Regions from separate parts of the Homo sapiens genome. Here region 2 is linked to region 1. A link is a loop called in an ENCODE intact Hi-C map of the cell type or tissue named here. Cell type or tissue: IMR-90. All regions are shown on one strand. Links, peaks and the distances in the headings refer to the core of each region. The heading gives the core; the rest is flanking DNA.

Evidence for each region. Hi-C counts contacts between places; a loop is a spot of excess contacts. Peaks named below come from ENCODE experiments on the same cell type or tissue, not always from the same donor. Only the 100,000 strongest peaks of a DNase experiment are listed, where the experiment ranks them.
Region 2: it touches region 1 in a loop (10-fold over the local background); 4 of 110 quality-filtered maps call a loop at or near these places.

The regions. Positions count from the first base shown.
Region 1 is chr5:169,994,846-170,000,322 of GRCh38, reverse strand. It overlaps DOCK2 (dedicator of cytokinesis 2), which reads right to left. Exons shown (of 52, transcript NM_004946.3): 30 at 4,159-4,237. Among named protein-coding and RNA genes, the nearest start is that of INSYN2B, 17 kb to the right of the region's middle. In IMR-90, for the core only: no CTCF peak of the experiment used is centred there; no DNase peak of the experiment used is centred there.
Region 2 is chr5:168,989,331-168,994,807 of GRCh38, reverse strand. All of the region lies in intron 4 of SLIT3 (slit guidance ligand 3), which reads left to right. It overlaps LOC124901130 (a long non-coding RNA gene), which reads right to left and starts at 1,832. Exons shown (of 2, transcript XR_007059042.1): 1 at 1,747-1,832; 2 at 620-733. In IMR-90, for the core only: no CTCF peak of the experiment used is centred there; no DNase peak of the experiment used is centred there.

The sequences.
Region 1 (5,477 bases), core at 528-4,527:
TGATGAGAATCAAAATTTTCTAAGTAGATGCCCAATAAAGTTAGTCACCCTCTTCAAAAGCCTGGATGCTGGAAGATGGATTTGTATAGCCTTCTATCAAGATTCCAAGATCCTTGAGGGTAGGGCAGTGTTCTTTGCTTCTGAGTTCCTTGAAGCATGTTGCAATAGTCTGGGCCCATAAGAATTGCTCTTAAACAAAAATACCTGCTGATTTGAATTTGAAATCCTCTCTTGGTCTTCCCTGACCACATGAACTGATGCAGACACCAAGGACCAGCATCCTGAATAGGGCCTGGAATGCAAGTGATCTTAGCCGCAACCAGAAAACACCATTTTTATAATTCCCAGTTCTTGTCACCTACAGAGTGGCAGTCACCAAGCTTCTTACTTTCTGCCCTTTGAATCACAAAACCACAGTTCTGGGAAAGATATTAGGGATAATCTCATTGCACCTGCTGCTCCTCTGGTCAGTGGCTGCCAAGACAGGCAGCAGTCAGTGATGGATGCTGTTCCTGCTGATATTAAATGCATAATTAATGAGCCCGTAAGAAGGAGACAAGGCGTGTTCCAGGCAGGGTACAGAGAACAAATCCATTCTTACACAGGGGGAGGAAGAGGTAGGAGAACAAAGATAAGGTTGGAAAATGATCCTGTTCTTGGGTACTTTTCAATAAATAGCTATGGAAGCCTCATTAGGAAAAGAGACTTACTTTATTTTGTAATGTTGGCCACTCTTCTGTTTTACAGAATCTTGTGGGTGTGACAGCCCCAGGCAATGTTGTGGTGACCAGAAAGAGGCCTCCTGTCCTGTTTATCAAGGACTGACATGCATTCCCAGCCCTGACACATTTAGGGGCATGATCATCATAATCATTATCCAAATAATAAAATTACTATTATTATAATGAGCTAACACTTACTAAATGGCTGCTATGTCCCCAGCACTGTTCTAAATGCTTTACGTGAATTCACTTAATCCTCACAACAATCCAATGATATAGCTGCTATTAGTATCCTGATTTAATGTTGAGGAAACTGAGGCACATAGAGATGAAGTAATTTGTCTAAAGTCACTCAGCTTGCAAGCCCGTACTTCTCATGTATGAAACCCTCAATCTCTGAGCATCTCTCAAATACAGATTTTCTTTCAGGAAAACAGGATATAAACCTAAAGGAATGCCCTGAAGGACTGAAGTTGAGCTTCTCTTGGAAAATATCCATCTAAGAGCATGGAAAATAGTGAAGTCAGGAAAGCAAGTTTGAGGCTGCAATAGCCGATACCCACGGAAAGAGATGAACAAACTAGCTCGCAGTTATATGGACCAAACCCTGTCACCTCTGGCCCCTAGGTATGGTGTTCCAAGTTGCCCCTCCCAAAAAGCAGAAACTTCCCTAAACATACCCATGACCAGAGCCTGCAGGCCTCTCAGCCACATTTGGAAGGGAATCAAACATCTCTCCTGATTCAAACCAGCTAAAGAGATATGCTTTGTTCCCGTGTCGAAGATTTATAATGCCAGGAGAAACTCTCACCCAGACCCTGTCAGGCAGTCAACCCACTGCAAGGGTGAAAGTCTATATCAGGCACGTGGCTGTAGTCATCTGGGTGGGCTTTGGTGTCAGCCACCACTGTGTTCTGGTCCCAACTTTGCATTGATGTGCTCGGTGACACCATGCTATCTCCTTATTATCTCTGAGTCTTACTTCCTGCCTCCTTAGAGCAGAAAAAATATTAGTAATAGTGGCCAACTTGTAGGGTGGCTGTAAAGACTGCAAAAGATAATGCCCTTAAAGTGCTTCTCGTGAGATCTGGCATGTATTATTAACCATCAGAAAATGGCAGCTACGCATTTTATTATCGCTCTCATTGTCACTCAGTTGCCTGATTTGAATGCAAGGTAGTTCAAGAGACTCTTGTTCAAAGATCCTGTTCATCCTCTCAGCAAATACTCATCTACTCATAGGCTGGTGCTCTCAGAAGGGTGAATCTCACAGGCCTCAGCCCAGACGTCACCTCCTCAAGGAGACCTACTATGTGCCAGGTACAGAGCATAGAGTTGTTGTGTGTTCAAGGTCTTTATACTCACGAGGCTTAAGTTCTATGGGAGGAAAGAGAAAATACGCAGGTAGACAAGAAAGATGAGTTCTAATGATATTTAGTGCTATGAAGAGACTCCAGGAAGCCACATGGTTTTGCATAATGACTGTGGAGTGAGTGGGGGTGATCCTCAGGGAGGAGTCAGGAGGGGAGGCCTCTTTAAGGAGGAAGTATTTGAACAGAAACTTATGGGACCTTACAAGTGGATTCTTCCAGCAAGCCCTTCGTCACATTCCAGTTCTGGAAAAACCCTATGAAGTAGAAAGGGTAGTTGTTGCATTTTACAGATGACTCACTTGAGGCACGGATACAGTCCAGGCCTTGCCTGAAGTTGCTCAGCTTCTGAGAGGCGAAAGCCCAGAGAGGAACTGAACAACTTAGATGAGCAAGTGTGGGGAAAAGCAAGAGAGATCAGATTGTTACTGTGTCTGTGTAGAAAGAAGTAGACATAGGAGACTCCATTTTGTTATGTACTAAGAAAAATTCTTCTGCCTTGAGATTCTGTGACCTTACCCCCAACCCCGTGCTCTCTGAAACATGTGCTGTGACAACTCAGAGTTGAATGGATTAAGGGCGGTGCAAGATGTACTTTGTTAAACAGATGCTTGAAGGCAGCATGCTCCTTAAGAGTCATCACCACTCCCTAATCTCAAGTACCCAGGGACACAAAAACTGCGGAAGGCCGCAGGGACCTCTGCCTAGGAAAGCCAGGTATTGTCCAAGGTTTCTCCCCATGTGATAGTCTGAAATATGGCCTCGTGGGAAGGGAAAGACCTGACCGTCCCCCAGCCCGACACCCATAAAGGGTCTGTGCTGAGGAGGATTAGTAAAAGAGGAAGGAATGTCTCTTGCAGTTGAGACAAGAGGAAGGCATCTGTCTCCTGCCTGTCCCTGGGCAATGGAATGTCTCGGTATAAAACCCGATTGTATGCTCCATCTACTGAGATAGGGAAAAACCGCCTTAGGGCTGGAGGTGGGACCTGCGGGCAGCAATACTGCTTTGTAAAGCATTGAGATGTCTATGTGTATGCATATCTAAAAGCACAGCACTTAATCCTTTACATTGTCTATGATGCAAAGACCTTTGTTCACGTGTTGGTCTGCTGACCCTCTCCCCACAATTGTCTTGTGACCCTGACACATCCCCCTCTTCGAGAAACACCCACAAATGATGAATAAATACTAAGGGAACTCAGAGGCTGGCGGGATCCTCCATATGCTGAACACTGGTTCCCCGGGTCCCCTTATTTCTTTCTCTATACTTTGTCTCTGTGTCTCTTTCTTTTCCAAATCTCTCGTCCCACCTTACGAGAAACACCCACAGGTGTGGAGGGGCATCCCACCCCTACAGCAAGGAAAAAACACCATCATTCCAGTTCATGAGCTCAGTGCCTACTACCCCCTAAGCCCCCACTGGAAGAGATAGATGCTAGGGATCGGAGACTTCCCTGGAGGGGATCCTTTTGTGGGGGGCCTTCCCTCGCACATCTCCAGGCAGAGGAAGCAATCTGGACTTTCCCACAGAGTTTGTGCTTCTTGGGCCTGGACCTGGGGCAGGTGTGTCATTCTGTTTGCCCCAGGCACATACTTTTAGGACCCTGAATCTCTTAGAGGTCCCAGTTATTGGCTGAGCACTAAAAATGACTTTCAAAGGAATCAGGAAACCACAAAGTTGTACTGGAGAATTTGATTGTAAATCATTTTTCATTGTCAATGACTGGCTGCCCTTTTGGTTCCAGAGAATAGAAAAGTAAAAAAAAGGTGATACATTTTTAAAAGGTGGTACAGACTCTGACAATGAATGAATGCAAATCTCCTTGTTAATATAAGAGGCCATTATACCGTCACATTTGCATATGATGATCAGTTGATGACTATTTAATCAAGGCCCTGGTTGAAAGCCTGAGAATTTTCTCCCCAGCCATAACCCCCCGTGGGAATCCCTGGAGAGACTGGGACAGCTTCTGTGGCCTTTGGGATGTGTCTGATGGAGCAATCAGCCCAGAATGTCAGAGACGCCCTGGGCAGCTCCAAGGGTAGCTCTGGTGGCTTATACTCACCTGGAACTCAAAGTTCGTGTGTTCTAGGAACTTCTGGTTCATGGTTTCTGCAAACTTGTTGATAGCTCTCAGGAAGACCCTGGAAGAGGGCAGAAAATTACCAGACTGTCTGAGCATGATCCCTTAAGTTCCTTCGTCCTTATGCCAGACTAAAATTCCCTTACCCTCTTTGGAGAGAGGCTCAAAGGCCAAATTACTGATTTAGAGAGGTCAGCTAATGCAGATTAACAACTATTCACACTCTAGACTCGGGGCTGTTTGCCTTGCAAGAACTCAATAACTGTTCGACTTCTTTTTGAAAATTTGCATTGTCTTATGTTTAAGATATTACAAGCTTATGGAAGAAAATTCATGCTATCCAGAAAAGATCTAAAGAGAAATCACCCCCCCCATCCCCAAACAAACAAATAAACAACCTGCTACCACATCGTATCACCTAACGAAAACTGTCATCCATGTTTTGATGAACATAATTTCAAGGGTCTCCCTACATGTATATACATGAATGATATTTTCAGGGTATCATTTTGATAAATGGGGCTAAACAACAAATGCTGTTTCACAGCCTGTCGTTTTTACTCAACAATAAATTGTGTACTTCTTTCAGGCCAATGAATGTAGATATATATCATCCTTTTTAATCACTGAAGAGCATTCCACTGTATGGATGTATCACAGTTTAATCCATTTCTTATTGATGGATCTTTTTGGGTTTTTTTCTCAGTTTTTTCTGTAATAAACAATGCTCCAGTGATCACTCTTCTGTGTATATCAAATACCTCCTATATATACCCCTTCTCCACTGTTCTCCTCCAAGTAATAATACTGTTCAAATGGGCCGGGTGCAGTGGCTTGCGCCTGTAATCTCAGCACTTTGGGAGGCTAAGGTGGGTGGATCACTTGAGGTCTGGAGTTCAAGACCAGCCTGACCATCGTGGTGAAACCCTATCTCTACTAAAAATACAAAAATTAGCCGGGCGTTGTGGTGCACGCCAGTAATCCCAGCTACTTGGGAAGCTGAGGCATGAGGATCCCTTGAACCCAGGAGTTGGAGGTTGCAGAAATCTGAGATCATGACACTGCACTCCAGCCTGGGCAATAGTGAGAGTCTCTCTCAAAAAAAAAAAAAAAAAAATAAAAAATAACAATACTGGTCAAATGTCATGCATGTTTAACATTTTGGTACTTGTCAATTTGCATTTCTCCTTAAGTGTCTTCCTCTCCATGTTGTTCTCTCCTTCCTCCTTGCCAAGCCCTTCTGACTGGTCTTGCAGCCTCCAGTCTCTTCATCCTGAAAAGCTCCTTCCCCTAAAGGACAG
Region 2 (5,477 bases), core at 677-4,676, 1.0 Mb after region 1:
AACTGGGCATGATTGGTGGGTGCATGTAATCCCAGATAGGAGGCTGAGGCGGGAGAATCACTTGAACCTGGGAGGTGGAGGTTGCAGTGAGCTGAGATCACATCATTGCACTCCAGCCTGGGTGACAGAGCAAGACTCAGTCTCAAAAAAAAAAAAAAAAAAAAAAAAAAAAAAAAAAAAAAAAGTAGAATGCCAGACACTGGTACATGTTAGTAGCATTAGATATTATTATTCTGTTTGTAACCACTTTGACCAGCGAATGGCAAAGCTGTTAGCCTTGGAGGTAAGATGGGATTTATGTGGGTGTGAAAACAGATAATTTGGTTGGGAGTAAGAGGGGATTGAGATGGACAGATAACTAAATTCTGGGATGGTACCTTTCGCCTTTATGGGGTATGAGCAAGTTCCAGGTAGGAAAAGTGTGGAAAATAAATGTATAGGACAATGTCAACCTTAGGGCTGGTTTTCTGTAGGATTCCAGAGGATGCCTTTGATTCTCAGTAAACCCCAGAAAGCCCTGAGAGAGGCTCTTCACCAGCTCCAGCAGCAGAGGCTCCTCCCCTATCCCAGCACTGAGGATTCCATTCACCTTGTTTTTCTTTAGGGTCATGACTCTTACCAAGGGGTTGTGGAGTCTTCCGAGGAGCCACCCAGCTGTCCCACTCCAGGGCCTCTAGGACAAGGGTGTCTGCAGACAGCCTGGTAAAGTCTTTTTCTTCTCCACCGTCTCCTCCTACAGCCACACAATGAGCCAATCAGGGGCAAGGTTGCAGCTGGAACCCTGGCTCCCGATGTCTTGTCTGCATCCCTCATACCCATCCTGGGCATCCTGCAATTCCCACTGACTCTAGAAGCCCTCAGTCAGCTGCTGTGAGAAACTGACATTCTGTAAATTCTGTGTTTTGCCTTTGTTTTGTTTGTATTATGTTATAACATCAAGAGAAACCCAAGGGCTTTCCCCAGAATGGGGAAAAAGCGGGATGATTTTGATCACGTGGCTCTACCATTTACTCAGTGGGGAAGAGAAGGTGGCCCCTGACCAGGAACAAGGTGATAGATTTCTGTGCCCGTCTTCACTTTGTGTCTTGTTTCTTTTCTGCCTATCATCATTTAGTCAGGAGTTTTTTTTTTTTTCCTGTGTACTTAGAAAGTATATGAGAAAACAGAAACTCTTTCCATAAATCTTGTTAGGAGAGAGAAGAATCCTGTAGTTACTTAGGATGGAAAATCCTTCTAAGACAAAAGGGCCTTCAGAGCAGGCTGTGGGAGCACATTGAGCCCACAGAGAGAGGTTGACCCCCATGGGGGATTTTGTCTGGCCTTTCACTTCCTAATACCTTGTTGTCCACATCTGTGTAGTGGGTCTCCATCTGTCCTGCCTGCTTCTGAGAGATGACAGAGGGAGTCTCTGAAAAAGCCAGGCGTCAGATCCTGTAGGCGGGGTGCCATGGGCATGGCCTGGACAAGTGAAGCCTGACATGTGGGTGCTCTCCTCCGGACCCGGAGCCCCCCTGAGAGTGCAGAGCCCTGACCCTCACAGCAGCCTGTCAGCAGCGCCTCGAGCACCTGGCTATTCTGCGCTTGGCTGACATCTCGGGATTCCTCAGTCTCTTAGGAGAAGGAGAGGAAATGTGTGTTTTCAGTTTGGGAAGGAAGACACACCTCTAAATGTCAGACCTGAGGCTTCCGATAAGCCCATAGGATATTTTCATTTCGGAACTGAAAAGAGCCGACCCAAACACCTACCTACTGAGGCCCATGAAGCTCACACTCCCAGAGAGGTTCAGGGGTAAATCTTGCGCCGCGTCACCCTTTCCAGTGAAGAGACGGCTTTGAAGCTTGCGCCTCGCTCTGGGCTCATTGTTCTGCGTGTAAAGGGCCTTTGCTAACACCCACTGGCATTTTCTAGTACAAGGGAACACTGTGTCAACCTACATGAAAACGGAAATGCTAATGCACCTGGGATTTGAGACCACAGCGCCCCCTCCATGTTCAGTAATCCTGGAGGCAGCGACTGGAAAATACATTCCATGCAGCACAGATTCATTTAGAGCAATGTCTTTCAGACTCTGTCCCTTGGAACCCTGAGGTTCCACAGAACACATCAGGGACTGGGGCAGGGGGACAGATGGCCGCTGGAAATGGGTGCCCTCCAGGCCTGAGCAGGACCCCAGGCCTTCCTTTCCAACCTGACCAGAGAACTTTTGCTTCCATTTTTATGCTGTGGTTCTGCACACAGCTCCATTCAACAGAAGGTTCCCCTGCTTTAAAAAAGAGTTTGAAGACCCTTGGCCGAGGTAGAGGCTCTATTCAATCTATAATTCTATTTACAAGACAAAAATAAATAACCTATTTATAAATCCAGCTTAATTAGCCCTCGCATAAAGTAAAAGTAAACCTCAGCAGAATTCTACAGGATTCGGTCATCATAATTCTTTCTCCTCCTTCAGATGTAGTTGAGGGTCCTTGCGTCTGTCATTAAGCTCCTCACTCCCCATTCATAAGGCTGCCTTGTACTTTTTGAAGGATTTCCACAGACTCCTTGGCTGGGAGCGTGAGCAACCTCAAAAAACCTTCACCAGCCCGTATGAAGTGTCTGACTAAAACGCAGGAGGTCATTCTCTTTTCTGCCAGGGGCAGCTTCTCAAACACAGAAGGGTGGCTCAGGAGAGGGGGTGGGGCAGGGGCCAAGTCCAATGGCAAAGGCAATGGCTTTGGGCCAAAGGGTAAAAATGCTTGTTTTCAGGAAAATTAGAAAAATTTGCCTGAGGCAGGTCCCACTTACACACTGAGTTCTTATATGGGCCCTTTTATATTGCTGTTTACTTTGCTTTTTAAATTAAAAAATCAGTGCCTGCCAGTCAGGGGGCCTCTCCGGCCCTGAAAGGGTCTGCCGTTGCCCCCACCCCAGCTCCCCACCCCAGGCTCCTGGGTCAGAGACTGATGGGAATTGGGCGTCAAGAGGGAAATGTGTGGGTTAGAGGCGAATGTGGAGTCTGGGCTGTTTTTCTGTATGGTAATGGACAAGCCAGGGTGGCCATTCTGAGACAGGCACTTTCTCCTCTCCAGTCTCTGGGGTAGGCCTTTGAAAACAATTGCCAGCCAGAATGACTGAAAGAATTTTCCTGGGGATCCTGAGCAAAACCTCTGAGAGAAGGGGGAGGCTTTCCCTCGTCCTCCCTGATAGATCCCCAGGGCACTGCATTCCCCAGGCTGGCATTTCCCCACTCCTGCCTACAGGTTTGCTGCTGGGGGTGGTGGGGGCAGTGGGGAGGCCAACATGGGAAGCCACTGTTTGTGATGCCTGTGACTCAGCCCAGCTTCTAGAGGGCTGTGGCCCACACAGCACCTGGGGCTCCCGTGTCCCCTCCCAAGCCTGGGGCTGTAGGCTCTCCACCTGCTTCCCAGCCAGGCAGGTGACTGCCCCATGCTGGTGAGAGCTGAGGCCTTGGAGCAATTCAGACTCTATTCCTACCACTTCCTCCTTTGGAGGCCTCTGAGCCTCAGTGTTCTTAGCTCAAAAATGGGATTACAACTACAATTTGCTTGATAAGGTTTTTGGAAGGACAAAAAAAGAGACAATCTTTATGAAACCCCCCAGTTCAGAGTCCTTGGCACATCATAACCACTCCCCAAAACATTAGCTATTATGAGTTACTATAGTTAGATATTCTTGATGGGAAGCAAGTGCTTCTAGTATAGTATCTAATAAGAGCACCTCCCAGCGGTGCCAGTTGCTAGCTGTGTGATGTCAGATAAATTCCTTTACCTTTCTGACCTTCACTTTCCCCCTTCACAGAATGAAGATGACCATTCCCATCCCACAAGGTGACAGTGGCCCAATGAAAGCAGCAAATGCAAACAAGTACTTAGTGCAGGGTCTGGCACTTGGCAAACAGGCAATAAATGATAGCTGCTGTTACTCGTGGCAGCTGTCGTGTGGCATTCTCCAAGGACAACATAATGTTATTGGGTTTTGTTTTTCTCTAAGACCTCCCTGGAGCGTGTTCTTGCAGACTGACCCAGCAGTCAGCTGAGGGACATTACTAACCCACCCAAGAGGGACAGGACCTGCCTGAGGTCCCTGTACCTGCACACAACTCCATTCGACAGAAGGTTCCCCTGCTTTTAAAAAGAGTTTGAAGACCCCTGGCTGATGTAGAGGCTCTATTCAACCTATAATTCTATTTACAGGACAAAAATAAATAACCTCTCTGGGTCCCCTTCACTCTCCCTTTAGAATGATGCTGTTTTGACACTGGGCTGGGGCAGGGAGATAATTGTTTTAAATTTTTTTATTCTCATCAAGTTTGAGAGAATGCTTTTAAGGCTGTGAGGTGGTCATGAAAGGTAGAGTGAGAGGTGAAGCCCGCCATGTGAAAGTGAAATAGAATTGAGAAGATCTCACGGGATCTGAATCACTTCAAACAAACAAACGTTTAGCATTCAAACAAAGGCTTTCTGTAAAGGTTTTAGAGCTGGGGCTGGAGTTTCTTACCCTGTCCCACCCTCACCCTTCTCTGTGACTCTCTCCTTTGTTGACTGGGGATGCAGGGAAGAGAGGAGAGATTGTGGGAAGAGAAGGTGGCTCGTGGCTATGCTTTGCAAGGCTGCAATTGCCAAGGGTGCAAGATGGACATCCTGATGGACCCTGATGTAGAAATCTTGCCTCAGTTGGACTGTAGTGAGTTCATTAGACAATCCCATCCTCTCTCACATCTTCAGGGGAATGGAACTAGGAATCTGCCAGCTTGGCCTGAGAAGAGGGCCCTGTCCTGAACCCACATGAATAGCAGGATAGGCGGCCGTGGAACTTTGATGGCTGAACCTGGACTTTCTTGTTTACTCAGCTTAACCTCTTGACTATAATGTGCCAACTACATATTTATTCACAGAACTGTTAGAGATAAAAGGGACCTCAGGGGACATTCAACCTGGCCCCTTCACTTTGCAGAAAACGGAAATGAAACTTCAGATGGGTGAATAACTTGTTCAGGTCCCATCCTGGTTTCTGGCATCATTGGGGTGAAAATCCAGATCTCTGAGCTGATTTTCTACGTTTCTTGTTCATTCTCTCTGATCTTCTCGTTTTAGGGTGGCTATGGGAACAGTGACTACCAATTACTTTCCTGGGTCTTTGCCCTGCTTTGCACTAGTTTGTGCCTGCATTTTCCATTCTGGTGGATGTTGGTTACCACTCAGATTTGCCTCACTCTTTTAGGATACAACTAGTTCGCGCTTTAGAACTTTCAGAATTACATTAGATGCAGAGATGTTAGCTGGAACTTGTCACCTCACATTCTCCCTCTGCTCGGGCTCTCCTCCTTACCCCAAAGAGCGAGACAAGTGTGGCAAATCCCACCTGAAAGTTTGCTGCAAGTCTCCTGCTGTGTTTTCAGCAAATTCATTTCAGGTGGCTGTGCCTAAGTTTGCAGCTCATCTTCTATTTTGTAGAAGAATCACTTGGGTGGTTCCTT